Linked DNA regions of Mus musculus: region 2 is linked to region 1. The links are chromatin loops, found by intact Hi-C in ENCODE. Cell type or tissue: heart. All regions are shown on one strand. Links, peaks and the distances in the headings refer to the core of each region. The heading gives the core; the rest is flanking DNA.

Region 1 (16,402 bases), core at 4,076-12,075:
ATAAAATAAAATTAAATACAGACCTTTTTTTGACCTAGGTTTTTGAGATTCAACAGATGCAGGAACCTGAGTTTTCTGAAATGAAAGAGGATGACTGTGTTAAAGCAGCACCATGTGCTAATTGCAAGCACATTCACATAACAAGAATGAGCAGTAACTCACCAGTCATGTATTCAATTCATAACATGAAGAAACATAAAGAGGCATTCTGAGTATGACTTATACCGCACTATTCTTTAGCTCTCCAACTTGCCCACAGTGCTTAATGCATAGTATATGTTTATTTATAAGTACCAAAATTACAATGTACAACATACACTCATATTAATATACTAAATTATGAAATACCTCATAAAGATGTTTAATGTTCTTCTTAGCAGCCAAATCAGAATGTTTTTTAACATTTGTATGTGTGTGTACATGCATATGTATGTACAGAGGGGACATCATTCAAGAATCTTTTGTCCCCTTCTGCAATGTGGGTTCCTCATGAGGACCTAACTCTTGTCAATCTTGGTAGCAAGCCCTTTTATCTTCCAAGCCACACCCCCAGCCATGGCCTCTGTTTGATAAAATGACAGTAGACAGTTCAGGCAGTAAAGAACCTGTGGGACAGGCTTGAAGACCCAAGTTCCAGGCACCGAGTAAAAACTGGGCACAGCATGTGTGTAATCTCGAGACAAGCACTGCTCATCATCACCAGCCTAGACAATCATTAGTTCCAGGTGCAGTCAGAGACACTGGCTAAAGAAATAAGGTGCAGAGCAATTGAGGAAGATGCTGGATATGAAGATATTGTACTAACTTAGCACTGCAACTTATTAGAAAATCTTTAAGTGGATTTTTCTTTTATCAGTTCCCTAATTTTATACATCATATACCACAATAAGGGCCAGTTGTGGTGGCACGTGCCATTAATCTTAGTACCCAGGAAGGCAGAGCCAGGAGGATATCAGAGTTGTTAACCTGATATATTTAGGACAGCCTTGCTATACAAGTGAGACTCTGTCTCAAAACAAAAACAAGAACAGCAAGACTATTTATATGCCTTAATATAAGGAGGGAAATATTGGTTGCAACATTTTCAGAAGCAATAAAAGAAAGTGTCTGAAAGATTTATTATTTTATGCATATAACTGTTTTGCCTGCATGTATATACACCAAGTATGTGCCTCATGCCCACAGATATCAGAAAAGGCATCAGATCTCCTGGAACTGGAGTCATGGATGTTTGTAAGCCATCACTGGGGTGCTGAGAATGGAACCTGGATCCTCTGCAAGAGCAACAAATGATTGTAACCACTGAGCCATCTCTCCAGCTACAAAACAAAAACTTTAATTTTAAAGGGTATACCCCAGACTGGCCTAAAACTCAGGCTCCTCCAACCTCTGCCTTCAACATATACAACAGTGTGCACCTGAATAACTGGCAAAAGAAACTTCACACTCAGCTGTACCTTAAAGCAAGCATGGTAATGCATGCCTATAAGCCATCACTTAGTAGGCTGAGAGAGGGTGATATCCAGTTTGAGGCTAACCAGGATAGAAACATAGGCAAACCCTGTTTCACAAAACAAAACAACAGGAGCGGAAGATGGCTGGGCTGTTACGAGTACTGAGTAATCTTACAGAGCCCAGGTTCAATTCCTGGCATCCGTGTGGTGGCTCACAACAGTCTGCAGTTACAGTTCCAGGGGATCCTGTGCCCTCTTCTGGCCTCTGTCGGCATCAGGCATGCAAATCATGCACTTAAACATATTCAGATAAAACATCCATACATGTGATCTTTTGTAAAAAATTAAGTGTGCAAGAGGAATAAGAAACTGCAAACTAAGTAATTCCCACTGGGATCCAGCCCTAGCACAAGAAATTCAAAAGTGCTGGGGTGACATGCGTGGTACAGTACATGCCTAGCATGCATGAGACCAAGTCTAATTTCCAATAATAGTAATAGTAGGCACATGTAGAAAACTCAGAATGTCAATCTTTACACTCAAGTTTTTTTTGTTTTGTTTTTTGGTTTTTCGAGACAGGGTTTCTCTATGTCACCCTGGCTGTCCTGAAACTCACTCTGTAGACCAGGCTGGCCTCGAACTGAGAGATCCACCTGCTTCTGCCTCAGAAGTGCTGGGATTAAAGGTGTGTGCCATCACTGCCTGGTAACTCTTAAGTTTCTGAAGAAATTACATTAAGAAACAAAACAATTGGAATGAAGGAGTGACTTTGTAAAGTATGTAAGTATTGTCAGCATCAGAATACAAAAAGAAAAAGTGTAGCTCATGGGATTGCCAAGACAGAAGCACGAAACTAAAATTAGTGTAGTAAACAGGCAGATGGCAATGGGTAGCAAAGTCTCTGATGACCCTATAGCATGCAGGGAAATAAGTATTTATGTGAGGCTTCGTTCTAAAATGTCTTTGATAGTGATGAAAAAAAATGCTATGTGGCTACTTCCTTCCTCCTGGAAGAAGGAAGGAAGGAGGATAGTAAGATTCATGAAGCTCAAAAGTTTCAAGATGCAGACACACAAGGTCATAAAAGTAGTAAATAGTTGCTGTGGAGACAGTCTGGTGAGACTCACTGAAAGCTGTACAGGAATGCAGGCTTGAAGAGCAATCACCAATGCTCCAGTGGGGTTTTCGGTGATGTAGCTGCCTTTAGTTCACCTATGGCCCCATAAGTAGCCACACATAAACTCAGTATTCACCAAACCAGTCAGGGGAAATAATCTTTGGTTTGCTATTAGTACTCTACCTAGGGTGTACAAATGTTTATATAGTCCCCAAAAAAGTCACACAATATAGCTGGTACCCAAACAGAACCAACAGAATCAACGATGAGTGGGGAGGACTGGTGGCATAGTCCCTATGATGATAAATGAGAAGACATGTTAACTGAGGCTGACCCGAGGGTGGAGGACTAATCCTGACATGGCTCTCTTTCCCTAGACAGAATGGCATAGTGTGCCTCCTTACTGGACTGGTAGTTGCATGCACTCTGCAATGGGTGATAAGACATCTGATCAAGGCTTGCCATCTAAGGGAGAAATCCCAGAATTCAGTACAGAAAATGGGGTGGCAGGCTTCCTTGATAAAGGGTGACTACCATGTGTGTATGAAGAGAACTCCAACCCTGATGTGCTAGAGAATACAGTGGAGTCTCTGAAAGTAGTGCATATGGGAGAGGCTGAGTCAGTGCTTGCATAGACTTTTCTGTGGCAATAAGACATACAACTGAGGCTCAGCTTTCTGCCCCAAAGAACCTGCCCAGCCTCTAATCTAGCAAGAAAAGGGCAGAATGAGGGAGATGTTACTTGCTGTGTCTTACAGCTGACAGGGTGCAATGGAAAGAATACAAGTCAGATCTGAAGAGCTCTTGCTAGGACCCAAGAACTTGGAACCCATGGAAAGAACTGGTGTATGGAAGAACACAGAGTAAGAAGATGCCCCTCAGGTCTGACCTTCAAGACAGAGGAAGGGAAAAGTCCATGATTCAGTGTGAAATCAGAGACCTCAATACAGGAAACTGTGATAGTCAGAGACTGTTCTGAGTCTGATCTCTTGGACTAGGGGAAGACTTTTAAACGGGGAATGAAAAGTCTCTCATAGCCTAACTTCTAAGACTATAGACATGGACGTGGATGTGGCTGATCCACGTGGCATGCAGTCACAAAAACTGAGTAACCACCTGCGGAGTGGCCCCTACAGACTCATATGTTTGAATGCTTGGCCTACTGGAGGCATGGCCTTATTAGAGCTGGTACGTCCCTGCTGGAGAAAGTGTGTCCCTGTAGAGGCAGGCTTTGAAGTCTCCTATGTCCAAGCTACATTCAATGCAACACAGTTTCCTGCAGCCTATTGGTCAAGATGTAGAATTCTCAGTTCACTTCTAATGTCATGCCAGCCTGTATGCTGACATGCTTCAGCCAGCCCAATTAAATGTTTTTCTTTGTAAGAGTTGCCTTGGTCATGGTGTCTGTTCACAGCTAAGACACTACCCATCCTTCCTTGAGCCAGAAGGTAAAGGTCCTTGCCACTAAGTCTAATGACTTGAGTTCAATCCTCAGGATCCATAGGGCAGAAGGTCGTCCTCGGACCTCCGCTAGTGTGCTACTTCACACATGTGCAAGCATGCACACATGTACACACACACACACAAATAAAATATAAAACACTTTTTAAAGAAAGAAGGACCCATTGGTTTTATGGGCTGAGATGGCTCAGCAGTAAAAGTGTTTGCCTTACAAGCCTGACAGTCTGAGTTCAATCACTGGAACTCACAATGGAGATAGAGAACTGGCTTCTAAAAGATGTCTTCTAACCTCTACATGCATGCTGTGGCATATGTGCACCTACACACACACACACACACACAAACTGTACTCGTGGTGGCGCACGCCTTTAATCCCGGCACTCGGGAGGCAGAGGCAGGCAGATTTCTGAGTTCGAGGCCAGCCTGATCTACAGAGTGAGTTCCAGGACAGCCAGGGCTATACAAAGAAACCCTGTCTCAAAAAAACAAAAAAAATTAAAAAAAAAAAAAGCCATAAACTCAGCATATACACATTGTCACCTGTCAAAAGTAAAACAAAGGCCTAATCCAAAGTCCATAATTCTAGAAAAGTCTCTAAATGTGCTAACCTTTTTTTCCGGCTTCTGTAGTTCTGCTTCTGGCTAACTGTTTTTGTTAACTGAAGTATGTCAACTCAAAATATGGTTTTTGTGCTTAAAACCTCATCCTGAGAAGGACTCAGGGCTACACTGGGATCCTGAGCACCCAGTATAGTCACCTGCCAACCAACTAATAGACTTTCTATTGCCTTAAATCCGAGACTGATCAGTCTTCTCTGGTGGATATCCCACAATAATGGTGCCAGTATCGTAAACCTAGAACATTAAGCAGATTATTATTTATCTTTTAGCTTATGCACTGAGATTTCTTCTCTGTACTGAGTATTCTGCTGGTATCACTCTGCAAATAAAATGGCAAACAAAAGAGACCCCTACAAGAGACAACACTGCATTATAAGACTGTCAACCAGAAGCAACTAATTTGTCTGTTTTCCATGGTGTTTTTCAAAAGACAATATAAAAAAAAAAACCACTAAAATCATTCATTAGTTCAGGACAGGGTTTGAAACCCAACAGTAAAAAGTAAAAAAAAGTAAAAAGTAAAGGACAAGGCTTCATGTTTTTATTAGGGATGTCTCCGAAGTTAAATACAATTACAAACATAGTCCTCAAAAATCAACTACTGTCAAAAAGCTAAAAATAGAATAATCAGTCCTTGCCCAATGGCATATACCTATGATCCCAGCACCTTGGTACTGAGGCAAGAGAACTGTAGTCTGATCCTAGCCTAGGCTATATAAGACGACCCTATCTCAAATCAACAAAACATCCTATGATCCAGCTATCCTCCTACTGAGTACATACCAAAATAAAATACACTCATTCTACCAAAGAGATACTGTGTTCTTCATCTACTGCAGCATTCTTCACAGTATCAAAGTACATAGTCAATGGAGTTGCCCAAGGATGGATAAATAACAAATGGGTAAATAAACTGTGGTATGTGTTAAGGCCTAGGTAAAATATTAAGGTCTAGATGGACTGTTAAAGCCTAGGTAATATGTTAAGGCCTAGGTAACAGATACTTGACTACCCTGCCATTATAAGGAAACTCTCTCCTATCTCTCTGCTGTTGCTAGGAAACTTTCTGATGCCAAGATTGATTACATATTCTGTTATGTTCTGTGCCCTTGAAAACCAGTCACAATAAAAAGTCAATAGGACTGTTTTATATAGTTACCCACAATAAGCTTGGATCTGAACCAACCACCCAACAGTATTTCCTGTACCTGTGTTCAAGTTTTTATGGTATAAGCTGCCCCCGAGATGGACCCCAACATAAGAAAGATACCCGCCCCAATATAAGAAACTATTTGGAATAAAACTTCCATTCTGAGTAGTGGTCGAGTAAAGTTTATGTTCCCAAAACCTCCCTGGGAACTGACATCCTACTTGGCAGAAAGAGACATGTACACAGGTAACTGACATCCTGGTTGGCAAGTTAAGACATGAATATTAGACAAGTCCCATCCTGGTAGAGAAGTTAGGACATGAATATTAGACAAGGCAGGTTTCCTGCCACAGTTGAATACCCCAACCAATGGGAGCAGGGTAAATGCACAACAAAACATGTTCCTAAGGAAATCCTATCCCTAAATCCTGATTGGTGAAATAATTTGGCACAGATGTTTGTGGATTTGGGGCTTAAAAACCCTGTAAGATCTTAACTTGGGGTCATGGTTCAGTTCCCGAATCTGGACCATGGCCCTAGTTGACCAGTCCTGGGGCATCTGCTCAATAAACTATCCCTGTCTGACTGCGATCAGTGTTTGTGTGGTTTGTGAAGAGATTCCTAGACTCCAGGAGTATGCATGTATTATTTAGACATGAAAAAGAATAAGGTGTAATCTGTAGTACTGTGGAAAAATTATGCTAAGTAAAATATGCCTGGCAGAGAAAGCCAAAGCATGTTCTCACTCCTATGTGGAAACTAAAAAAGCTGATCTCAACGGGGTAGCACACACCTTTAATCCCAGGCAGCCTAGTCTACTCTCTAGTTCTAGGTCAGTTGGGGATACACAAATAAACCCTATCTTTACAAAAAGGAACAAACAAAGTTGATTTCATGGAAATAGAGAGTAGAACAAGAGGTCACCAAAAGTTAGGAAAGGGAAAAGATGGAGAGAAACATTCAATAATATTCAATAACAGGAGCCAAATACCAACAGACAGAAGCAAATGCTTATGTGGGGGCTACTGTTTGCAACAGTTTATATGCTGAGATGGAAATGGTAATGACCCTGACTTGACCATCACACACAGTACACTTTGTACCGACGTATCATCACACTGTACCTCATAAACATACAACTATAAGTCAATCCAAAAAAAAGGAGCTAGGAGTGATGACGCACTCCTGTAAATCCCAGAAGTCAGGGGATTAAAGGTGGCTAATCCGTAGCCAACATGAACTACAGGTGCAAATACCATGTACATACAAGACTGTCACAAACAAGCAAGGTCATGAGTGATGCAAAAAGCCAGTTACTTCTGGGTCAGCCTGAATTCACAGAGGCTGTTGTAGAATTAACTAACGATTTAAACCAGCTGAGTTCTGAAACAGGGCTTTTCCGAAATCTAATCGCAGCTGGGAAAACAAGCCAGTCGCAGTGAGAGGGCAGGGGCGCTGAATGGTTCCAGGCTTCATCCAATTAAATTACCAATCTATGGGATATCAAAAACTGCCTAATGAAGGTGCAGTAACCCCCACCTCACGCCCACCCTCAAATCCTAAGAGTAGGAAAAACACCATTTCCAAAAAACCTCTCTTCTCTGCCCAATCCCAAAACAGACGAAGCGCTGCACACAGGTCAGCATTCGCCAAACGCCCAGCCAGGCGGGGAGCTGGACCGCGCCGCCTCCCGGAGGGACTACTTGGCGTACGCCCCGGCCCCGCCACCCCAGCCCCGCTGGCCGCCCCGGCCTGGCCCCGCCTGGCCCGGCCCCGCCACGACGCTCCGCCCTGAGGCCGCCGCTAAGCCTCCGAGAATCTCCCCGCTTACCATCCCAAGCTTCACTTCAGCCATCTTGGCTCCGCCCACCGCTTCGCGACCGGAAGCCGACCGTTTCCCGGGCGACCAGCTGAGCAGGAAGTCAAAGCCAGGGAAGGAAGGAGGAACCTGAGCCCCTAAGGAGTTGTGAGTGGAAGGTCAGGCTGTGAGGTCAGTGAGTTCCAGGGTCTCAGCCACAGATGGATGGCTTAGCTCGGAAGGAATAGGTGAGGGGACTCGCAGCCAGAGCTTAGATAGCTCTGCACCGGGCTGGACGAATTTAGAGTGGAGCGTGTCAGTTAGATAGTAGACAACGAAGTTTATAACTTATGTTTCCAAGAGATTTGGTCTAAGCCTTACATTGGCAACAAAGTTTTTCAATGACATTTTGTGAGGAAAATATGCTTTCATCGCCAGTGGAAACAAATTGGTCAAGCTTCCAATAAGAGCAGCTTAGCCACAACTACCAAAATTAAAAATGCTTATAACCTTAACCCAACTGTTTCAATTATAGGAATTTATTCTATACATATAGACATAAGACATGGCTTTACATACAGAGGTATCCGATGTATCATTGTTTGGAATAACCAACACCCAAAAAAACAACCTAAATACCCAACAGTAGAAATCAAATAAATGATAAGTTCATATTGTGTGGCATCTGAAAAGAGACAACTATTTACATGGTAAGAGAATTGCCAAGGTATTCTATTATCAGATAAGGACAATGTGCAAGAAATGCATACAGTGTCTATGTTAATAAGAAGAAAGCAAAACTAAGAATATTATGTACATAATTCTTTATTAGAAAATATTTCAACTTGGGCGTGATGGTGCATGCCTTTAATCCCAGCACTCGGGAGGCAGAGGCAGGTGGATTTCTGAGTTCGAGGCCAGCCTGGTCTACAAAGTGAGTTCCAGGACAGTCAAGGCTATACAGAGAAACCCTGTCTCAAAAAAGAAAAAAAAGAAAGAAAATATTTCTAGGATATTTAAATACTAAAAGTGGTTCTCTCTAGGGAAGAGAACTGTATAGCAGGCAAGCAAAGAGCAGAGGTAGGCTGTTTAGAACTGTAATTTTACTCTACATGGACATACTTGTTTGTTTGTTTGTTTGTTTGTTTGTTTTCGAGACTGGGTTTCTCTGTGTAGCCCTGGCTGTCCTGGAACTCACACTGTAGACCAGGCTGGCCTCGAACTCAGAAATCCGCCTGCCAATGCCTGCTCTTTGGAAGGCAGAGGCAAATGGATCTTTGTGAGTCTGAGACCAGCCTGATCTACACAAAGTTCCAGGAAGGACAGTCAGGACTATGTAACAAGACCTTTTCTCAAAACGTTTAAAATAAAATAAAATGGATGCCAAAAAATGATAATCTAAGAGAGACTACTTTCCTTAGAAAAAAGAGATGGCACAAGAAATGGAAAACCAGGTAGGTGGAGGCACACACCAGCATTTGAGAGGCTGCAGACAGATCAGACTTTCATAAACAGTATTAGTAACATAGTGAGTTCCAGGTTAGCCTGCCTGGCTTCATAAAATCCTGTCGACAGACAGACAGACAGACATAGATAGATGAAATCCTGTTTCTGGATAGATGGGTGGATGGATGGGTGGACAGACAGAAGTAGAAGAGTAGAAAGAAGAGTCCAAGCACACTGGCTCATACGTGCAATCCAAGCACTCAGGAGGCTGAAAGCAATAGGGCTTCCAGGAATGTGGGCTACCGTGGGCTACATATGGGTTACAGATTAGGCTTGGCCACATGCTAAGACCTTATCTCCAAAACAAACAAGCTGATCACAGTGACACTAGTCTGTAATCCAAGCATTCAGGAGGCAGAGGCAGGAGGATAACCCTCAAAATAGGCCAGCCCGGTCTTGAAGATTTAAAAGAAAAAAAGCAGGTAGAGGTTACCTATGAAAAAGGTAAGGAATTTATGGTATGCTACCATTTGTGGAGTGATGGGTCAGGTAAGAACACCTGTGGCTCTTGTAGAGGACTGGGGTTCAGTTCCCAGCATCCATGTCAGGCACGCAGCTCTCTAGTGCTTGTAACATGGTACCCTTCTGGCTTCTGTGGTGAACATATAAACAGTCCTTCATCTACATGAAGACAATAAATCCTTTAAAAACAAAGAGACAGTGGAAAGATGGCTTAGTGGTTAAGCACCCATGCTCTTGCAGAGGAGCCTGGGCTGTCTCCCAGCGCCACACTAAGGCTGACACTGCCCACAATGGCAGTTTTAGGGATCGTCTTCTGACTACCACAAGCACCAGGCACATGTGTGCAAGAACATAAATGCAAGCAAAACACTCAGAACACAAAATACATAAATATAAAACAATTGTAAAAGAAGTGGGACATATTGGCGTAAGTGGTTACTACATAAGTATAATGGCATGCAAGACACAAAACCAACGAACAAGAAATGAAAAGCCCATCAGGTAATTTTAATAGACACAAGAAAGCCAGACAGCTTCAAAGCAGCTAAATGAAAAGAATGCACCTTCAGATCAACAGAACTACATGTGTGTAGTTTACTTAGAGTAAACTGATATCATCATCCACTGTTCAGCAACTTATTGTCTTTTAAAGGATGAGTGGGTGAATGTAATTATGTTGTGTACCTTCTGTCAAATCTATTTGTCTAGTATGCTGTGTGGACTATTGAGTTTAAATTCCCATTTGGTCAATTACAAATGAAAATTCTGCATATTTCAGGTAGTGGGCATTGACATAGGTTTGAGAGGTTCTTGAGAAAGTGTCAATCTTCCTGGACTTCAGAATGGCCTGAAGACATGATAGAAGTCCTGTGTTACCTTATGCTTCATTTTAGTACTCACCCATCAAACATGGTTGGTGCACATGTCCTAGACATTACTCTCATTACTGAGAGAGGCCAAAAGTTTTGTCCCCCATTCCTCTTTTCTCCAACTTTCCCATCAGAAGGGATGGTCCAGCAGTAGTTTGATCATGCTTATCAATGAGCTACTATATCCACTCAGTTCAGCTGTGTAGACTAAATCCATAGATCTTTGTCCTTATGAAGCAAAGATCTCTGGGAAATTACAGATTGTACCTTGAGCTGTTATGGTGTGTGTGTGTGTGTGTGTGTGTGTGTGTGTGTGTGTGTGTGTGTGTTTTCCAGATAACATCCAGATGACAGTCCCAAGTGAAGGGACTGTCCAGAGAGAAGAGTTGTCCATGCCAGCGAAGGTAAGTTGGCCTTCACATTTTCCAAGGTATTTCCCAGGGACTTTACAATCCCTCTATTTTTAGTAAATGTCATATTGTAATAATAAAAACAATCATGTATACACATGTATTAAGTTATTTACTTAGGAAGTGAATGAAATGCAATTGTACCAAGTTATCCCCTGACCTGGTCACTGTGGGGAATGTTGTAGGAGACCTTTTTTTTTTCCCCAAAGGTGCTCCTTTTTATAGTTAAATTTCTGTAATTTTTACTCAAAAGATAACAGATGAAGCTGGAGCAATGGTATCGTGATTAAGAGTACGTGCTGCTCTTCAAAGGAATCAGGTTTGATTTCTTTGGTGGTTTCCCATTTTACTGACACAGCTTATATCAGACTACACTATCTCTCTGATAAGGGTTCTGGACCCTACACTGTCACATGGCAGAGAACCTTTATAACCATCTGTTCACAACCATCTGTAACTCTAGTACTAGAGGACTTTTCACTGTTTACTGGCCTCTGTGGATTCCTGCACACATGTGCTGCTGTAGTGGTTTGAATATCCTTGGCCTGTGGTATATGGCACTATTAGGAAGTGTGGTCTTGTTGGAATAAATGGGGCCTTGTTGGAGGAAGTGTGTCGCTGTGTAGACATGGTTTGAGATCTACTACTTCTCAAGTTCTGCCCAGTGTGGAAGAGACCCTCCTCTTGGCTGCCTGTGGAAGACAGCCTTTTTGGCTGCCTTCAGATCAAGTTGTCGAACCCTCCATTCTAATAGCACCATGTCTGCCTGGATGCTGCCCTACATCCCACCACTATGAAAATGGACTCAACCTCTGGAAGTGTAAGCCAGCCCCAATTAATGGTGTTGTTTATGAGTTGCCTTGGTCGTGGTGTCTCTTTACAGCAATAAAACCCTAACTAAGACACATGCACATACATATACTCAAGCACAGATACACACCAAATAAATATTTTCAAAGGTAGTTGACTTATCATTTATGAAAAATGTGTATTTCCTGTAAGTGTTGTCTTTGCGCTCTCCTGCAGTATTCTATGATTTGGATGGAATGAGCAGGTTTTTGAGGCTTTGCTGTGCTAGAAACTTCCTGTGTCAATCATAGGAACATTGAGGTCACCCAACTTTTAAAACATGAAATTTAGTGTAGGTAATTTGAGCATGGAGGCACCCCTTTTTTAACATAACATTTTTTTTTTTGATTCTCTGTGACTTTCACTTCATGCTCTTTGATGACACTCACTTCCCAGTCCCTCCATGTCTTCCTTCCTGCCACAAAAATTAAATATAAATATAACATTAATGGAAAACAAGTCTAAACTTTGTTATTTATAAACTTACTGGAGCATGGTCAAACAATGATGGCAAGCCCCTTATCTAGAACTGAGTCATCCCCCTACCCATACCAGAAGCTATGAATTGTGAACAGCTACACTTCAGCACTCTCATCACCCTTCATAAAAGAGTTCAATTCTGTCGCTTCCAGTCTAGTTTTTGGTAAGGGTTGAGGTTGGAATGAGGGCAGGGGTTGTCAGAGAAGCTTCCATATCCCTCCTCAACTGTGCATGTGTGGTCATCCATATCACTTCAAAGGAACCTCTTTCTTCACAGCTAGGGGGCACACAGACCATGGGCTATGGATGCACTTCTTAAAGGGGACTCATAAGAACAGGTTGTTACTAAGTTTCTTTGCCCTGTGACAGTGTAGCATCCAGAACCCTTAACAGGGTGATAGGGTGATCTGATTTGGGCTGAATCAGGGAAAGTGTGAAAAATAGTTTTGTCACAGAGTATCCAAGTTCAGACAGATGTTTTTACATTAATCATATGACTAATACAGAATCTTTGTCTTGACTAGTCTTTCCCATCCTAATTATAATTATATAAATACTAAAAGAGGAAGCAAACAATTTATAATTGGAACTCCCTGTGTTCTGGACCTAAGAGTTTCTTTTCTCTAAATTGTAGGTGCAGCCAACCAAGAAACGATATCGTATGTATTGTGAAGCTGTTTCCTTAAGACCTATTTAAGATAAGAGTTGTATAAGCACTGCCCATCTTTTGTCAGTGTTCAGTTTCTATCACCAGCTGGCAGGGACTGTCAAGACTTTCATTTAAAGAAACCCCCATCCTCCCCAAACCAACCTACAAAGTGACATCCTAAGTTACAAATTGTGAGCATGTGTACTCTGCATGCATTTAGTTGTGATAAACATAGTTTGAGATCTTATGCACCAGAATGTATCTATATCTATATGTCTCCTAGATAGAAATCCCAATTTTAAAAAACCAATTACTTTTATCTTTTCTTTTCTTTTCCTTTCTTCTCTTTTCTTTTCTTTCTCTCTTTCTGTCCCTTTCTTCCTTCCTTTCTTTCTTCCTTTCTTTCTTTCTTCCTTCCTTCCTTTCTTCTTTCTTTCTTTTGTTCTTTCTTTCTTTCTTTTTTTCTTACTTTTTCTTTCTTTTTAAAGATGTATTTGTTTGTCTTATGTATGTGAGTACACTGTAGCTGTTTCCCGACACACCAGAAAAAGGCAGCAGATCCTATTACAGAGAGATGTGACCCACCATGTGATTGCTAGGAATTGAACTGAGGACCTACAAAAGAGCACTCAGTGCTCTTAACTGCTGAGCCATCTCTCCAGTCCCTAAACCCGATTTCTAACATCAGTTTTCTCAATAAAGAAAGTACACTCTTTCCCTATGTTAGTTCAGACCTCATCATAGCCTTGCATGCTGGCTCTATTTGTTTGTTTATTGCTCCATAGAAGTGACCAAGACACAGAGGTAAGTGAGTTGTCTACCTTCATAGGCCAAGATCACCATTGTGTGCACAACATGAACTCCAGTATCAGTATATGAGATCAAACTTCCACTGACTGCCTTATCATGATTCCATCAGTCAATATAGATGAATTTCAGCCATTAGATGCACCTGGTACAAGTCAAATCTGCAGAGATAGAAAACCATAACAAAATCCCACTTAAGCATCCATTTGCCTGGGTGCAGACTTTGCACAAGTGTGAGAGACAGAGAATATGCTGGAAAACAGCTTTTGTGGTAAAGTGCATACTTGGGATGTAGGAGGCCCTCAGTGTGATCTTCAGTGCCACCCAAATCTGAGTGGCAGTACTCACGCCCATTGTCTCAGTACCCCAGAGGTAGAAGCAGGGGTTTTGGACTCCATGGTTATTTCCAGTTCTACAGTTTCTGGTCATCCTGGGCTGTCCAATGAGACCATGCCTAACAACAACTACAACAACAACATAGGAAACAAAAATGACAAACAGGGAATGAATGAGGTGACCTGCCTAGTGAGAGCATTCGCTGTAACAATGGAAGATCCAGCAAAGAAGGCCAACTGCATGTGTGTCCAATCTTAATTTCATTTGCTGCAACAGACCAAAGTAAGAACTGGTGACAGACTTTAGGTTATCATCATGAGCTCAAAGCATCACACAGTTTAAAGCCCAACTCCAATCAATGCAGTTGGAAATCTAGTCATAAGAATTCTTTTAACTGGCCACATTTAAAGACCAGCTAGACTCTGCTTTAAACATATTTTCTTTTACTGTTAGTCAGTCTCCATGTTGACTAGCAAGTAAGAGCAGAGGAAGCTCATCCATCCAGTGCATGTACCCAGCACTGAAGACATGGCTGCATGTCATACCAGGGTGTGTCTGCATGTCCAGGCATCAGCTAAGGAGGCTTTGAGTTCAGGGGAAGCAAGGGAAGTTCTACCCCTGGGTAGATAGTGGATGGAAACTCAGCTTGTATAGTAGAAACTGGACTTCCCTGAGGAAGAAGTGACCAGGGCATGTGCACACTCAGTGTGAGTGCAGCCACTGCCCTTGCTCTTGGTAGGTCTGACCTGGCTATAGAGATTGTTGCTAAGGTAACGGTCACTGAGAGGCAGAATGCACACACTCAGTGAACTGAGCAACAGTTGTCGAGGCATCTTGTCTTGTCAGTTTATGTTGAGGGTTTATTTAGAGTGAATAGGTTGAAAGAGAGTGTTGTTTCCCTGCCAACCACCAAGTAATAACTGGGTTAGCATGATTTTGGTCTGAGTCATTGTGGTAGATATGATCACAAAGCACTGATAGGCAGCTTGAGTGTGGTGGTGGTGGGAGGTGCACTTACACCCACAAGGCCCCTGGATGCTTCTTTTGTAAACTCATATTCTGTGTCAGGGATTCGAAAGTAGAACATCCCTCCACATCTTCCTTTTTACTTCTGTCAGGCAATTTGTTCCCAGTGACATAAAAGCAAGTGCTCCAGTAGCTTCCAGTGAAATGTATTAATGTAATATAATTTTCTCCTGCTGTGGACCACTGGAGGTAATACTATATGTTCTCCATGATCTGTGAACCACCATGCTGAGTTAAGAATGAAAAGCAAGCAATCACTGTCCCTTTGGCTCAAGGCCACCCAACCAACCCTTCTGCATGCACCCTGTCTAAACTAGCTGCTGGGTTTTGTCTGTTTGTTTCTCGTATTTAACAAATGTCATGAGATTTCTGTGGTGCCTGTGTTTTAATTAAACCTTTAATTAATACCTTGTTAGGTATTTTCAGATTCATAAGGCTTATGAAGAGTCCTTCATTTCCAGTGTCCTAGTGCAAAGGGTAGAGGAAGAAGGAATTGTCTAAACCTCATTGCATCCATGTGGTTGTTCAAGTGCTCTAGATACTGGTCATCTGGGTTATACTGTGTTGCCACACTGATTCATGCGGCTTTTCTCTTGGTCCTCACCTTACCTATATTGACCATGTGATGTCTACACCAAGTGTACACTGATCTCTGTGATGATCCAGAAGGAAGCAATGAGATAAAATATTTAAAATCAGATCAATGCTTAGCTGCCCTCTGTTATTTTTATGCCATTAAGGTTGAACTTCATTGTTGGGTCTTCATTTCTTTTTCAGGTAAGAAAAAAAGAATATTGAGGGATGTCCAGCCCTCAGGAGGCAGTGGAAAATTTATGAAGGGGTCTTATGGAGATATAGGAAACTCTAGCAGTAGCAGTGAAGGTACGGTGAAACTCAGTAGCCAGTGAGTTATTTGATGCCATTGTAAATGGTGTCGGATCCAATGTGTAAAATGATCATACCCATGGGTATTTTCTTTTCTTTTTTTTGTTTTTTTTTGTTTTTTTTTTTTTTGTTTTTGTTTTTTTCGAGACAGGGTTTCTCTGTGTAGCCCTGGCTGTCCTGGAGCTCACTTTGTAGACCAGGCTGGCCTCGAACTCAAAAATCTGCCTGCCTCTGCCTCCCGAGTGCTGGGATTAAAGGCGTGCGCCACTACGCCCGGCTGGGTATTTTCTTTTTAAGATGCTTAGAAACACTCACGGAGGGAAAGCTGACAGCATGAAGGTAGTTTTAGGAGACGGCTACATATCTGACCTGACAGTGGTCTCTCATTCCTGTTTTTATTTTATTTTATTTTACTTTATTTTATTTTATTTGTAACTGTTTTCATTTCTGGGATTGAAAAGTAGAACATTCATCCCCATCGGTTCTTTTCCCCTCTGCATGACATAAACGTAGCAACTAACAG
Region 2 (16,402 bases), core at 5,681-13,680, 210 kb after region 1:
CACTCTGAACTCAGTCTGCCAGTGCTCGGGTCTTAGTAGACTCCAAGTCAGAGTGGGTGATTAGGCAGATCCTGAGGGATCAAAGACTATAAGTAACTGTCCCATGCCAAACCAACACAGCACCTGATATGCTACTCAATTTACAAACTAATACCTCCCATACCTCAGCCCTCAGAAGCTGGTCCTCCCCCTCAGAAACAGAAGCGGCCCAGCTGTGAATCCAGTTCCTTGAACTCAGGGTTGTGATTCTCTTTTCATGGTTCACTGGGAGACATTATGAACAGCACATTGGGGTATCCCTTTCTAAGAAGTCAGCACACTGGGGTACCTTTTTCACTCCCTGGGTCTTTACTCTGCCTCTCCTCCTCTCCACAGGTCTGGAGACTTTCAGTCAGCTTGTTTGGAAATCAGCTGAGGGCACGGTAAGTCTGACCCCAGCAGGAGTCTAGGGAGAAATACGGGTGGAATCTGTTTGGAGATACTGTAATGTGGTTCCCGTGGGTCATTTAGCAATTATCTTGGTGCCATATTGCTTTGAAGAAAATAAACCTGCTGGCCTAAGGAGAATGTAGTTTGTAAATTGAGTAGCATATCAGGTGCTGTGTTGGTTTGGCACGGGACAGTTATGTGTAGTCTTTGATGTGGAGAGGTTGGTGGAAGAGTGGAGGATAGCTATTTTGGAGAACATTCATACATTGTATTTTGGGGATCTTGGGAGAGCCTTTCTCCTTTCTCTGTCCCGATGGTAAGTTCCTTTGAATCCTAATGCATTCAGTGTTTGCTCCACACAGTTCTTTATCAACAAGACAAAGATTAAAGACTTTCCTCGATTCCCTCACCGGGGCGTACTGCTGGATACATCTCGCCATTACCTGCCATTGTCTAGCATCCTGGATACACTGGTAACCAGGCCTCCGGGCCTTCTTCATTTCATGCATAGGTCTGGGTAGTGGGGCATAATAGAGCTTTTCTATGTAACTCTGTGAGCCCCTGGGAAAAGTGTAGATGACTGCCTACTCTAGGATAAGATGGATTTGGATACAGTGTTGCTTATACTGTTTTGGGGGAATTGATTTCTCTGCCAGGCACAGCTGACTGCAGTTTAATTAAGTCAAGATTATAGGAAAGTTGCTGTAAAGCCTTTGCTGGGGAAGTTGCTAGCACTCCTGAATCTGATGTGCAGTTGTTCATCTACCACCTGGGGCTGCTTTTCCTTTATCCCTTTGGTGGAACTAAAGGAGCTGACATAGATGTTAGCCTTGACTTCTGTGAGTTAAGTTATGGGACAGCTGAGTTCCCAACAGACATCTCAGTCAGAAGGGAGGATGTGGAAATGTTGCTCTGAGATCCATGGGGACATAGAAAGCGAGAGGGTGCTGTAGTGCTACAGTCAAAATTCATCTGAAAGATGGCTCTGAAACATGCTTTGAGAAATATAAGTGCATTCCTGGAACTTGAGGAAGGTTGAGTTTTGCTTCTGTATGTAGATAGAGTAGTCTGCCCAGTATGGGGTTCTGATCTGTGCTCTGACCTCCAGGATGTCATGGCATACAATAAATTCAACGTGTTCCACTGGCACTTGGTGGACGACTCTTCCTTCCCATATGAGAGCTTCACTTTCCCAGAGCTCACCAGAAAGGTATGATTCACGTTACCCAAACATGGTCTTCAGGTTCTCAAGGGCAGTAGTTCTCAGCCTAACTAATCAGAAGGAAAGGGCAGCAGCTTTGAAGTCAAGACCCAAGGATTCAAGTCCTCACATTAATTTGTTTTATAACCTTCCGTGGCTAATATCTCCTGGTTTTGTTTTTTGATGTTATTTACATACATTCTGTTAAATGGGCATAATTCCTTCTTATTTATCTCATTAGCCTTAGATTGCTCAGATAAAGCAGTAGATGTTGTCCTGGGAAGATGAGGCAGTCTGCTGAACAACCTGAGGACTGGTGAGGGTGGGGGATGGGAGTGGGTACCTGGAGCCCAGTGCTGAGTTTCAGGTTCAGGTTCAGGTCTTAGTGTTCTGTTGCTGTGAAGAGACACCACGACCAAGGCAACTGTTATAAATGAAAGCATTTATTTGTTTGGTTTTTTGTTTGTTTGTTTTTGTTTTTTGTTTTTCGAGACAGGGTTTCTCTGTAGCCTTGGCTGTCCTGGAACTCACTCTGTAGACCTCGAACTCAGAAATCCGCCTGCCTCTGCCTCCCGAGTGCTGGGATTAAAGGCATGCGCCACCATGCCCGGCTAAATGAAAGCATTTAATTGGGGCTTGCGTACAGATGAAAGATTTAGTCCATTGTCATCATGCAGGTAGACGTGGTGGAGAAGTAGCTTGAGCGGTGTTCTTCTAGATATCTAGGCAGCATATCTATAGGAGAGTGAGCCACTGGGCCTGGCTTGAGCTTCCAAAACCTCAAAGCCCACCCTGCCCCCAGTGGCATACTTCCTCCAACAAGGCCACACCTACTCTAACAAGGTCACACCTCCTAATAGTTCCACTCTCTGGTAATCAAGCATTCAAATCTATGACTGTATGGGGGCCATTCTTATTCAAACCATTACAAATCCTATTTCAGAAAATAAAAGAAAGTTGTAGAGGAACACACACAATGGTGCTGCCGCATGCAGACATGCACACTCACCAAAAGAAAGCAGTAGATGTGATAACTTTGGGGAAATTTTATCATAGTTTTATCATAATAGACTCTTGAAGAAGTCACCAGTACACATGGGCTTCGGACGAGTGTTCTAAAATTCAGGGTGTTTGAATATCTTCTCTTCCCAGTAGCCACAGGAAATGAGATCCTGAAGCGTATCTTCTGCCTTTCAGGGGTCCTTCAACCCTGTCACTCACATCTACACAGCACAGGATGTGAAGGAGGTCATTGAATACGCAAGGCTTCGGGGTATCCGTGTGCTGGCAGAATTTGACACTCCTGGCCACACTTTGTCCTGGGGGCCAGGTAAGAATGGAGCTGCAGTTGGAGGCGTCTGCTAAAAGAGGGGCTCCAGGGCGTTGGTTCTTAGATGTCTTATATCTTGGCCTTGGCTCTTGAAAAAATGTTCTCCATCAACTCCTGCCTAGAGGGAGTTCCTTCCATAGGTAAAGCAAGAAAGTGGCTCAAGTGAGCCAGCTCCTGCTTCGGAAGTTACTCCTAAGGGTGTCTTGGCCCCAGAGTCTTCCTGCCTGGGCTGCTCCTAGGAAAAATTTAATTTATGCAGAGACTTTCACTAGTAAAATTATGGGCAGATGGGGCTGGAGAGATACGACTCAACAATTAAGAGAACTGGTTGCTCTTCCAGAAATCCTAGGTTCAATTCCTAGCACCAACCTGGCAGATAATAAATATCTGTAATAGTAGCCCTTTGGGATCTGATACCTTTTGGTGTGCAGATACACATACACAGATAAAACATCCATATACATAAAACAGATAAGCCTTAAAATTATGTATGTATGCATGTGTGTGTATGTATGTATGTGTTTGTGTATATAAGGGAAGAGGCCATGCATATTGATAGACATCTGTAAACCCAACACTTAGGAAACCACAAGAGGATCTAAAATTTAATGCCAGCCTGAGGCATAAGTGATTCAGGCTTCTGCCTTCTGCCTCCCACCCCCCTCCCCTGCTCCCCCCCTCCCAACAAAAGCAAAAGTGTTTCCCAGACATTGCTGTAGGTTTTTTATACCTTAAAGTAGATACTGAGGAGTTTGACCCCTAGGGTAGAATTTGTATGAAAGAAGATGGGGGATTGGGGGTGGCACACACCTTTATCCCAGCATCAGGCAAATCACTGAGTTCAAGGCCAGCCTGGTCTAGAGTGAGTTCCATGATACCCAGGGCTACACAGTGAAATCCTCTCTGAAAAAAACAAAACAAACAAAGCAAAATAAAAAACAAAGAAGAAGTTGAAGCTAGTCTTTGGAGATCACCATTGCATGATCATTTTTGCTGCTCAGTCACTTGCTTCTGTATCCAGGAACCCCGAGTGAACCCTAGATGACACCTTTGGGAAGACTGGAATAGGCTGCCTCCTGGCCCAGACACAGCCCTCGGGGAATGTGGAAATGGGCAGCAGGCGCTAGAGTGGAGGGGCTGTCAGTGGGTGCTGACACGCTGTCTCCTTAGCCCTGAGGGGCTGGGTGGTTTATGCTGGAAAATGTGTGTGGGGTAAGATCGTACACATCGGCATTCATTGCCAGTAGCCCAGCCTCAGTCTCTGATGGTAGATATATCTGTATTTACTTAATTGTGACTAAACAGGTTGTTACTGATGCTTGTGAGTACCCAGCACTGCACGTGTGGATGAACAGTCATCTACTCTATCTAGGGCCTACTGTGCAGGAGTATCCATGGGCAGGTGTATGTGTAACACTCGTGGGTTCTCTGTTAACTTAGGTGCCCCTGGGTTATTAACACCTTGCTACTCTGGGTCTCATCTCTCTGGCACATTTGGACCGGTGAACCCCAGTCTCAACAGCACCTATGACTTCATGAGCACACTCTTCCTGGAGATCAGCTCAGTCTTCCCGGACTTTTATCTCCACCTGGGAGGGGATGAAGTCGACTTCACCTGCTGGTAGGAGCCTTTGGACTTCACGCACCAGCCTGCGGGTGGGTTACTCAGCACTATGGGCCTGCTGCTGCTACTTACGGGCTCACCTCTAAGGGAGCCATGTCTCAGCCCAGAGAGGCCCTATATGAGGAGCAAGACTGTTGGTTTGAACTCCTCCTCCTCCTCCCTCACATCCTGGGATATTTATGGATATCCTCATTCTGAGCCTAGAACTGTCTTGGAAAAATGGAGGATAAAGAAAAACAGTCCCCACTTAAGAAGGCTTAAAATAGTCCAATCAAGAGTCTAGTGCAAGCTAGAGAGCACTTACTGATGTATATCAGAGGACTGAGGAATAAGATTTGGATTCCCACCCAGCACCCATATTGGGCAGCTCATGAATGCCTGTGACAAGACCTAGTTAATGTTAAGTCATAAAGCTCAAACTCTCAGATCTACAGCGGCCAAAAGGGGCCAAGGGGCTTCTGAGCAGTGGGCCCCAGAGTTAGGTGTGAGGAAAGTTTGTCTTTTGGGAACATGATGAGAAAGGCATGGACGCAAACACAGGCACTGTAGGTTAAGGAATCTGCAGCAGGTCAGAGATCATAGGCTTGCGAGACTAGTGTGATCCAGAGAGCAAATGGAAGGCGCGTTCTCCCTGAGAGCGCGGGTCTGAGACTCCTCAAGATCAGGCCTCTTTCTTTCTTAGCCTGTGTCTGTTCTCCAGTCTTACCTGGCTACAAGTTGGCTGGAGACCTTGGGCTGTCTCGGGTGGTTTGATATTTTAGGTGGAAGGGGCAGGTTGCAGGGGGCTGGATGCCTAACCTGAAGGTTGTCATGGCTACAGGATGCTGGAAGAGCTAATCACCACTCTTTTCTGGCTTCCCAGGAAGTCCAACCCCAACATCCAGGCCTTCATGAAGAAAAAGGGCTTTACTGACTTCAAGCAGCTGGAGTCCTTCTACATCCAGACGTGAGGAAGGAAGGAGGGCGGGCGGGCGTGTTAGGGATCACCTTCTATGGGGAATGGTGTCTGCTCTCAGTACCAAAGTCAGTCCCGAGGACCATTCCCTGCTCCCTAAGGGTCCCTTTGTCCTATCTGTTCAGGTTTAGAGTGGTCAGGTGGTAGATCTACCCAGAGATGCTCATGTCCAGTCAGGGCTAGGCCCTGCCAGGCTCAGCGCCTGGAGGGCTGGCACACACAGCCGAGTGACACCTTGCTGATGCTCCTCTCCTCTCCAGGCTGCTGGACATCGTCTCTGATTATGACAAGGGCTATGTGGTGTGGCAGGAGGTATTTGATAATAAAGTGAAGGTGAGCAGGGGCAGAGAAGAGAAAGCACCCATCTCAATCTCCCGGGCCTCCCTGACCGCTCTAGGGACCAATCATGTTGCCAAATAGGCTCTACGGTCCGAGAGCTGGGCGGCATCTCTTTAGCTCTCTAGAAGAGCTACAAAAGTGTGGCCGCTGGAGTTTAGGTCAGAACCTCGTATCTAATTGTGGATTCCTGAGGCTTTGTGTGCTGTGCTTTCCTTCTGAATCATAGACTTAGATCCTCTGTTTCTTTGGACCCCACTGCCATTCCCCTCAGCTCTCAACCAGTAATTACTTCTTCTATATAGACAGGGAAGCTACGGTGGGTCTGGGAGGGGAGCAGCAGGGGGCTCTGTTAAGTAGTGAGCACCTCAGCTCAGAAGCATCCTTTGCTGCTGGGAAGCTGGGAGCTCTCCGTGGCCTGGGTACCATGCGTAAGAATGAACCTCGAGTCTTCTGAACTCTGTACCATGACTGCCCTTTGACCTTTCGTGACAGGTTCGGCCAGATACAATCATACAGGTGTGGCGGGAAGAAATGCCAGTAGAGTACATGTTGGAGATGCAAGATATCACCAGGGCTGGCTTCCGGGCCCTGCTGTCTGCTCCCTGGTACCTGAACCGTGTAAAGTATGGCCCTGACTGGAAGGACATGTACAAAGTGGAGCCCCTGGCGTTTCATGGTGAGAGCAGGGTGCTTTGTTGGCTGGGCTGAGATCCAGGCTAGGCGTTAAGAGGGGCAAGGAACACATTGCAATTTAGGAAATGAGATGGCCTTTCTGAGGAGAAGGCCGCACTGGAAGGATAGTTGGAGGAGAGCCTCACCACCATGGTCTGTTGTTTTATTTTCCTTCAGGTACGCCTGAACAGAAGGCTCTGGTCATTGGAGGGGAGGCCTGTATGTGGGGAGAGTATGTGGACAGCACCAACCTGGTCCCCAGACTCTGGTAAGGATTTTGGGGTGAGGCCAGGAAGGTAGGGTAGGGGGTGCAGAGGCTAGGCTTGCGGTAAGGCTTGTGCCTCACAGTCTCTGTCCCTTCCAGCTCCCCAGTGCTACACCCGTGAGGGAGGCTCTGAGACGATGCTTCTCTTTGCCTGGGATGCTCACGTCCCATGTGGCTTCTGTGTGTGCGTCCAATAAAGCATTATGTGTGCAGGAGAATGGCCATTGTCTCCACTTCACAAGTTCCGTAAAGAACCCAGGGGTACTTGCTTGGGATGAGAGTAAAGGCATTTTCTCGGCAACCTCCCCAAATACAGTGGGGTATACCACGTTAACTTTCAGCTGACATGCCCTAAGGATTACCCTTATTCTTATGTCTCTGGGAGAGGAGGAGCTTGGAATCACTGTCTGTATGCTGATGCGGATGGTTTTAATGAGGGTGCAACTGAGCCCTGGAACTGCCTTAGAGCGCCCATCTGGTTGTCAACTTTGAACAAGGCATCATTTACGGCTGAGCTAGTTTGGGAAGGAAGACACACAGGGCGCAATCTTCTGTCTCCTCCCTCCTGTAGGCCCAGAGCGGGTGCCGTCGCTGAGAGACTGTGGAGCAGTAACCTGACAACTAATATAGACTTTGCCTTTAAACGTTTGTCGCATTTCCGTTGTGAGCTGGTGAGGTAAGCGGGCTCTGGGCAGATCTAAGAAGAAAGGAGTAAGAGCCAAAACTTTAGAAGTTTTTGTGCTAGGTACTGTCTAAGAATACTCCATCCTGTAGAATTTGTATCACAGCCCATAGGTGGGAACATTTTGTCTCCATTTTAGGAGTATACAGCCCCTGAGTACTTTATTAAAAATCGGCAGGAAGCAGGATTTGAACCTGTAAGCTTTGACTGACTCATGAATACCTGTACTCCCTTGACTGTGGCTTGTGTAAGCAGTCATTTGATAGAAACATAGCCTAGTGCAGAGCAGACATGGCTGAGAGCCCTCTGTCGTGAGCTCTAAGACACTGGGTAATTGAAGTGGCATTTTGTTTATCTCCAAGCATGTTGGGTTGGTTTGTGTTGTTGTTGTTGTTGTTGTTGTTGTTGTTGTTGTTGTTGTTGTGATAATGGAGGTGTGCTTAGCGGTTCCCTAAAGGTCAGTTCTTAGGGCTTCTGAGCCTTAGCTCGAGGACAGGGTTTAATCCCCAGCTCAGTCCTTTCCACTGCTGTGCTTATTGAATATTAGAAGCAGGAGTGGACATCTGAGTGGGCCAAGAGCATCAGACATCCCTCAGGCTCTGTCCTCTTTTCCAAAGTAACTGAATTCTGGTGGGGGAGTAGAGACCTGCACGATAGAAAGAGTGCCCTCATTGAGAATCTTGGAGGGAGGTCTCCAAGTAACTTGGGTACAGTAATATTTTGAGATTCACTGAAATGGGAAGGAGGCTCTTGGTTATTGTGGAGATGGTGTTGCCATGGTCCAAGGCCAAATAATTCATCTTCCATTTCTTTATGTTCTCTTCCAGGAGAGGAATCCAGGCCCAGCCCATCAGTGTAGGCTACTGTGAGCAGGAGTTTGAGCAGACTTGAGCCACCAGTGCTGAACACCCAGGAGGTTGCTGTCCTTTGAGTCAGCTGCGCTGAGCACCCAGGAGGGTGCTGGCCTTAAGAGAGCAGGTCCCGGGGCAGGGCTAATCTTTCACTGCCTCCCGGCCAGGGGAGAGCACCCCTTGCCCGTGTGCCCCTGTGACTACAGAGAAGGAGGCTGGTGCTGGCACTGGTGTTCAATAAAGATCTATGTGGCATTTTCTCTAATGAGTTTGGGTTGCTTGTGTAAAAAGAAAAAACGAATGAATGGCCCTCAGGTCACCACCGGTTACACTCAGGACCCTCTCCTGGATTGTACAGGTTAAAGGCAGTGAGTGCTTCACCAGTTCTCCCACATGTCTGTCCTCAGAAAGGACACTTCATTTTGTGTCCCTTCCAAGGCTTCTGTCTGTGGAAGAAGATGCTGTGGGAGCTTAGGGGAGCTCCAGACTCAGCCTGGTCCCAGTGGTCACTTCCCTTGAGCCTCTGCTCCACTCTCCTCCTGGGTTCTTAAATTTCCTTGACCCCGCTATTTGTGTACTGTTGAGCAGATACTGTGGTTCAGGCACCGGGATAAAGTCTTTTGATTTTATCACATGAGGCAAGAATTTCATGTGAGCCAGGCTAGCCTTGAACTTGATGTATATATTGGCCTTGAAATTTCTGAGCCTTCTGCCTCCCAAATTCTGAGATTACCACACACCAGCAGTCACAGCAAGGTGTTGAATTTGAAGGACCTGTTTCTGAGGGGTCTGGACAAATCCAAAGTAGTGCAGCCGGTTTCCCACTCCTCCCTCCCGGTTGTCAGCCCATAGCATCTTGTGAATGACACAGCTGATTTGGAAAGTGAAGCCCTGGGGACTGAGCCCCGGATGAGGGTGTGACCTGGTATCCTCTAAGATGAACTGTCTTAGAGAACTGTCAAGCTGTGGATGCAGCCTGCCCCCTGCTGGTTGCAGGTCCCTTAGCCTGGTCTGCAGAGGCAAGGAAGAGGTTCCAGGTATCAGCTTACAGCATTCTGGGTACTGAAGCTTTTGAAAGGCAGGGCCAGATATCTTGGTCCTTAACTGCTACTCTTCAGTCCCTCAGGCAGGTTCTTTGGGGACCGGATTGGCCATTATGATTTGCCTCTGTCGTGCCATTTCTACAGGAATAGAGTGACTACCTTCTGCTAGAGCAAAATTCTTAAGGAATTTAAGTCCCACCTAGCCAAGCCCGAGTTCTAGCCTGGAACCATAATCTAAGCCTTTACCTCTACATCAAAAGAATTCTTTCATCTGTTATTCAGAAGCCTGAGGGTGCTTGCTAGTGAGGACTCTGCAGAAATGGACCAATACTGGCAGGAATGAAAGTTATATAGATACTTGACACCCTCTCTGAGTATCCCCCCTTTCCATACTTTAGACTTTATGTGTCTGAGTGTTTTGCTCACATGTATATCTGAATCCTGTGTTCTGGAACTGGAGTGATGGACAATTATGAATCAACTATAGCAACTATGCGAGTCTTCTTTGAGGACAGGAGTTTTCTTAACCTGGAGCCACCTCTACGCCCCACCCCACTACACACACACACACACACACACATCTTTTTTTTTTTTTTTTTTTTTTTTTTTTTTTTTTTTGCTTTTCTAAGTCAAAAGTCTCAGCATGTAGCCTTGGCTGGCTTGGACCTCATAGAAATCTGTCTCTGTCTCCTGAATGCTGTGATTAAATGTGTGCCTCACCCATCCCACCCACCCCTAGCCAGGTATCGGTTTCTTGAGACAATTCACCCCAAACTGGGAGCCCTCCATGTGCCATGCTGGAAGGACAGCTGAGGCCTCTTTGTTGCACACTGAATAAATCTGTGATTTACTGCTGTTTGACTGAGCCCTGTTAGTCTGCCAGCCCCCAGACTCTTCACCTGACAACTATAACAGAAACATTGTCGATAGACTTTAAATGCCCCTGACCTCTCCCAGGACATCTTGGGCGTTCCCAATGTTCAGGAAAAGAGCAAGCACTGATCTGAGTCAGTGAGGGAAGAAGCCACAAAAATAGGTCTTAGAACTAAGTTTCTGTGACTATACTCAACGAAACATTTTCTTTCTTTTTTTTTTTTTTCCAGAGCTGAGGACCCGAACCCAGGGCCTTGAGCTTGTTAGGCAAGTGCTCTACCACTGAGCCAAATCCCCAGCCCCGAAACATTTTCTGTAATGTTATTACCATTTTTTTTTTTTAAAAATGGTAGTAACCTGGTCAAGACAAGACAGCAAGTGCTTTTCTCCAGCCACCCACCGATGTTTGTGTTCTGTGACCATGAGGTCATTAACCTGAAGACTGTCAGATCTCAAACTGCCCATAGGCCAGGAACAAGGTTCACAGCCAGGCACCCAATGTGTACAGTGCACAGAATCAGGCTTGCTAGGGTTCTCGATGCACCACCAGGGGGCAGAGAAGTACCCATTTTGCCCCTGGCGCTCCTCTGAATAGGAGGAAGTGCAGGACCCATAGGAATTAAAAGGAAGCAGAGCGTGTGTGGCCCCCCTTTCCTTGACATGAGCGGATGCTGAGTGGCCAGCAGTACACCTTCCAAGACTATGATTAACTGGTGTCCCCGATGACTTCAAGTGCACATCAATGGATGGTTGTAGGGATAACACATCAGGGCTTAGGGGTCCAGGTGCCACTACGGCACTAAGAATGCTGTGGTGGTGTCGGGGAACTTCGGGACCATTGAAGTGAGGAAGGTCAATAACTGGGAAGGTAAGGATAATGTGTTCTATGTTCATATGAGACATGTGAGTCCCCATCTAATATCCCTAACACCGATGAGGTCTGTCCACGTAATTCTTATCAGTACCTTGTGAGGTTAACCTGACCCATAATCTAGATTCAGGGTCTGATGACCTGGCATGATGAGTGTGTGTTTGTTTGTTCTACTCTGAAAATAAGAATTAGGAGCTTTGTTAAGTAAAATTGTTTTCCTTTACTAATAAACTCTAAAAGGTTGAAAATTAGCATCCTTTTCTATACTGCTATTAACACAGGATTATAATATCTCAACAATTATTTGCTTCCATTCATGGTAACCAGTTGAACCCAAGAGTTTATGCCTATTAAGTGCTCTGCCACCAAGCTACATCCGCAGCCCAGGATAGATAGCTTTAAGAAGAAGAAACACAGGACTGTTGAGATGGCTCACCAGGTAAAGGTGCTGAGCCCAAGTTGTTCCTTGACTTCTTATAAGTTCTGTGGATCATGAGCATGCATGCATGCACATACATGTGTACAACACACAATGCCATAAACTTTAAAAAAATAGGTATGTCTTTCAATCCTATTCCCTTCTCCAAAGTTACCTTCCATAATTTAATTTAAATCACATTTTTCTACAGTGTCTGATACTTAATTGTGATTTATTTCCTTTTTTTTTAATTTAAGCTGGGTGGTGCACACCTTTAATCCCCATGCTTGGGAGGCAGAGACAGGCAGATCTCTGAATTCCAAGTCAGCCTGGTCTACAGAGGAAGTTCCAGGACAGCCTGGGCTACACAAAGAAAACATGTCTCAAAAAAGAAATTTTTTTTTAATTTGAGACAAGATGTGATATAACCTAGGCTACCCTTAATTCACTATTTGAAATCCTGACTTCATCCCTGAATATTTCGAGTGCTGGGATTACAGGCATGCATCACCACATCCATCTATTAATAAATTGCCTATGGATCACTTTATTGCAGTTTACAGGAGGGGTGCTTAGAAACTACAGAAGGGTATAAAAGAGGAGGCAGAGCTGTTGACAGGCAGACACTGAAGGAAGGTAGAGTGTGTTCCACTTGGCTAAATGTGAGAATGAGAGCGGGTAGTCAGTTACCTGAATACTCTATCCTAATAAAGGATTGTTGGATGGAGAAATTTGGAGGGCACTGCTGATGTTTATCTAGTCTCTGTAAGTCAGAATTCTTGGACAGTCAGCTGGGCAACAAAGTGCTTTGTCGCTCCTCTGTGTTGGCCATGTCAAATGTGTAGAGTACTCGGCAATGATATTGGGTTTAGGATGTAACTTAGTGGTAGGGCACTTGCCTGGTGTGTAGGTAGGAGAGGCCCACCCACCACTCCATCCCATGTCATCCCGTTTTTGGTGTTGGCGTCACCATTATCTTCACTGGGCTCCTTACTTTTCCTCTTAGGGTTAACAGCCTGACAAAAGTATCCTATGGAAGGAAGGGGTGTTGTGGCGCATAGTTTGAGGTTACAGTTTATTGTGGTGAGGAAGTCACATTTGTAGAAACTTGAGGCAGCTGGCCACATTGCATTTGCAATGAGGATGCTAAGAGGGAGAATGCTAGTAGTGCTTAGCTTGCTTTCAAGTTTATGGGGCCCAGGGCTTCAGCCCTCCAAATGATGGCACCTACGTTTATGGTGGATCTTCCCACTGCAATTGACCTAACCAAGGTGTCCTTCACAGATGTTCCCAGAAGCTAATGCAGGCTAGATAATCACCGACACATACACCCAGGGCTGGGTTTAGATCCTGCCAAGTCGACAACCATCACAGGGACAGATAGAAAGGTTTTGTGGCTCAGTATGATTATACAGATAGTTGGAGTCTGAATTTGCTTAGAGAATGAAGCTCCAAGCTCAACCCTACCTTTTGCTATGCCACCACTGGCCACTACATTAGATGTCTTCTTTTTTGGACACACACACGACACACTCATGATGCCGGTTAGTCTGTTAGATCTTGGTTTGAGCCAAGTTTTCTGTTCATCCATGACAGGGTCTCATGGATCCCAGAATGCTCTCAAACTCACTATGCAGCAGAGGAGCCCTTTGAACTTCTGGTCCTCTGTATCTTGTATGCTGGGATCCCAGTTGTGAACCACCATGCTCAGTTTGTGCAACTCTAGGGAGTTGAATGTATGGCATTTTACCAAGTTAACCCCTAGCTTCCCTCAACCACCACACACATCCCATCTTTCTCTAATGGAGTTAAAGGCTCTCAGCTCAGGTTTTCTTGTTGGCACTAACTTGTTTTCACTTTTCCCTTCCCATCATGCCCAGGACACTGTAGTTTGGTTTTAGCCCCATCCAGAGCCTTTCTAAGCAAGACTGGGATGAGCTGCATGTTAAAGCCAGGACACATTGAAGTAGTAAGCTATGTATCCTGTGACCTGGTTCTGAACTTTGAATCTTTTTACTTCTCCCTCTTGAAAATCTCCCTTGCCAGATTTCTGTGAAATTCTTCCTGCCGCCCTCCAGCAAGCACTCTTTAGCTATGTCCACCCAACAATGCTGGAACTGGGAGCTGGGGGCTGGGGGCTGGGGGCTGGGGGCTGGGAGCTGGGAGCTGGGAGCCTTCCTCCCTCTGCCCCTCCCTCCTCACTTTCCTCCCTCTTTCCTTCTTTTTATTAATCCTCAAAATGGGAGGAGCCGCCAAATCATCATTGTCAAATTAAAGCAATTAACTGATTGATTAATTAATTAGTTAATTAATTAAAACAAGCTGCCTCCCCTTAAGGCAGGGTTTGAGAGGTCAGCATTGGATATGAGGAAGACAAGGCTTTTCTAGCTTAGGGGTAGGGGTTCCAAATGGGAGAAAATAGGTGGGGTTATAGGAGCAGGACAAACAGGTTAGTCCTAATGACCTCTTGAAACCAAGGCATGGTTGCAAGGTGGTGGAACAAAGTAGTCATAGTCCTGACAAGGTAGTCAGTAGGTGGCCATATAACCTTTTGAAACAGACACATCATTGCCATTTCTGGAATATGAAGTACAGAACTATTTGTGGTTAGGTTACAGGTGGGGCATAGCCCAATCCTTGAAAAAGAGAAGTTTAAGCATAAACAAGAATGAAGTTAGTTTGATTTTTACTATAAGATGGCTTTTGAGCCTACGATGGAGGCAAGCTGGTTCTTCATCTCCCTTCCTCAGAGCTCACTATGTAGCCCAGGTGATGCTTGAATTCAGAGCAATGCTCCTGAGTTAGCCTATGGGTGCTGGACTTCCAGGCATGAAATCCTCGGTTTCCCCCTCTCCTCCTCCTCTCTGTAGTGTCGAGAATTAAATCCGGAGTTCTGCTTAGGCTGAGCAGGTACTCCTCTGCGGCGTTACAGACTCTTTTTTTTTTTTTTTTTTGTACACAGCCTTTGTTTTTCTTCAACGTAATATTATTCATATGTAAACAAGTCCTTAGTGCCTTACTTTTTCTTATAAATGTTTGTATGTGTTTCTATATAATGTCATATGTAGGTTTATCCACAAAGACATACATACATGTCCACATGTCCATGTCCTCTGAATTCCCTATCCCTTGACTGTCCCTCACACATCTTCACAGCTCTCCACTTCAGTATTACACAATTCCACCAGTGCTTACAGGTGAAATCTAGGAGGCCGGGCAGTGGTGGCGTAAACCTTTAATCCCAGCACTTGGGAGGCAGAGGCAGGCAGATCACTGAGTCCGAGGCAGACTCCAGCTGCAAAGTGAATTCCAGGACAGCCAGGATCACACAGGGAAACCCAGTGTTGAGAAATGGAAAAAAAGAAAAAGAAAAAGAAAGAAATCAATCTAGGAATCCTGTTTAACTTTTTTCTATTCCAATCTTTGTCCATATGTGCTCATTCTACATCAACAGTTCTTAGGTCCATTTATCTCTGTTTACACTGCTCCATCTTTGTTCAGGCTTGGCACACTTAGAATCGCATCCTAGTCGATGCACTTGACTTGATTTTTCCAGAAAAATAATTTTTAAAAATTGTAATTATGTATATGTGTTGTTTATGTATTTGAATATAGGTGACCATAGATGCCAGAAGAGAGAGCATTAGATGCTCTAAAAAGGAGTTACAGGAAGTCGTGTGCTTCCTAACGTGAGGTAAGATCTGACGCGGATCTTCTGGAACTGCCCTCACCACTGAGACATCTCTCCACTCTGAGTTTCTTTTAGGTTTTTAAACGCATTTGACTGCTAGATCTCTCAGCATGGAAGTCCAGCTTCCTGCTTCTAAAGGAGCCATGTCTTGAAGTGCCATCTCCTATCGCTCTACCTGTATTATCTACAAAGAAAGAGACTTGGCTCAAGCAAAAGAGGTGATACTTCCTGACCATGTACAAACATTTCCATAAATGCAAATGTCTGAGTTATGTAAGTCTAGATAAACATCAGTGCACCTCATGTGACAGAAGTAGGCCTTACACGTTCCAAAGAATAAACCTCATGAAGATAAAGGGAGCCACAAGTGCAGAAACACCCCTGTAACTTCAATATTTGGGAGGTGACAGAGGCAGGAGGCCCTGAAGTTCAGACATCCTTGCCTATATAATGAGTTTGAAGTCAGCCTGGACTACATCAGACCCTGTCTCAAAACAAACAAGAACTCCCCAGAGCAGAACTTTATGGGAAAACTTATTAAATGTTTGGAAAGATATAAGAAGACCCATATATAGGTATATGGCATGATCATGGATTAGAAGTTTCAATATTCCAAGAGATTAATATGGTCTATAGTGTCAATGTGATTCCAAATGAAATCCATTTTTTTGAGATAAGGTCTTACTATGTGTCCCTAGCTGTTCTGGAACTACCTATGTAGACCAGACTGGCCTCTAACGCACAGAGATCCACTTACCTCTGTCTCTCAAGTGTTGGGATTAGAGGTGTGCACCACCAAACCCAGTGAAGCCCGTTTTTTGTTTGTTTGTTTACATATTGCATTAGTGGAATTCAAAACAAGAGCCTTGTACCTGCTAAACAAGCAGTCTACCATGGAGGTACACTTTTTTTTTTTTTAAGATTTATTTATTATATGTAAGTACACTGTAGTTGTCTTCAGATACACCAGAAGAGGGCATCAGATCTCATTATGAGTGGTTGTGAGCCACCATGTGGTTGCTGGGATTTGAACTTCGGACCTTCGAAAGAGCAGTCGGGTGCCCTTACCCACTGAGCCATCTCACCAGCCCCGGAGGTACACTTTTAAGACCTCAGTTTTTATTTATTTTTTAATTTCTATTTATTTATTTTGTTTTT

Evidence for each region. Hi-C counts contacts between places; a loop is a spot of excess contacts. Peaks named below come from ENCODE experiments on the same cell type or tissue, not always from the same donor. Only the 100,000 strongest peaks of a DNase experiment are listed, where the experiment ranks them.
Region 2: it touches region 1 in a loop (2.8-fold over the local background); 22 of 42 quality-filtered maps call a loop at or near these places.

What each region holds. Positions count from the first base shown.
Region 1 is chr9:59,345,777-59,362,178 of GRCm38, forward strand. Bbs4 (Bardet-Biedl syndrome 4 (human)) reads right to left here and starts at 7,732. Exons shown (of 16, transcript NM_175325.3): 1 at 7,634-7,732; 2 at 24-75. The coding sequence starts at 7,657. In heart, for the core only: a CTCF peak has its summit at 7,483; a DNase peak (open chromatin) is centred at 7,655; H3K4me3 peaks cover 1,576 bases; H3K27ac peaks cover 1,184 bases.
Region 2 is chr9:59,556,497-59,572,898 of GRCm38, forward strand. Hexa (hexosaminidase A) reads left to right here. Exons shown (of 14, transcript NM_010421.5): 4 at 376-422; 5 at 792-902; 6 at 1,538-1,639; 7 at 2,828-2,960; 8 at 4,401-4,581; 9 at 5,447-5,530; 10 at 5,800-5,872; 11 at 6,371-6,554; 12 at 6,728-6,818; 13 at 7,387-7,491; 14 at 8,325-8,613. The coding sequence ends at 8,388. Among named protein-coding and RNA genes, the nearest start is that of Celf6, 14 kb to the right of the region's middle. In heart, for the core only: CTCF peaks have their summits at 9,334 (motif pointing left) and 10,802 (motif pointing right); DNase peaks (open chromatin) are centred at 9,265 and 10,885.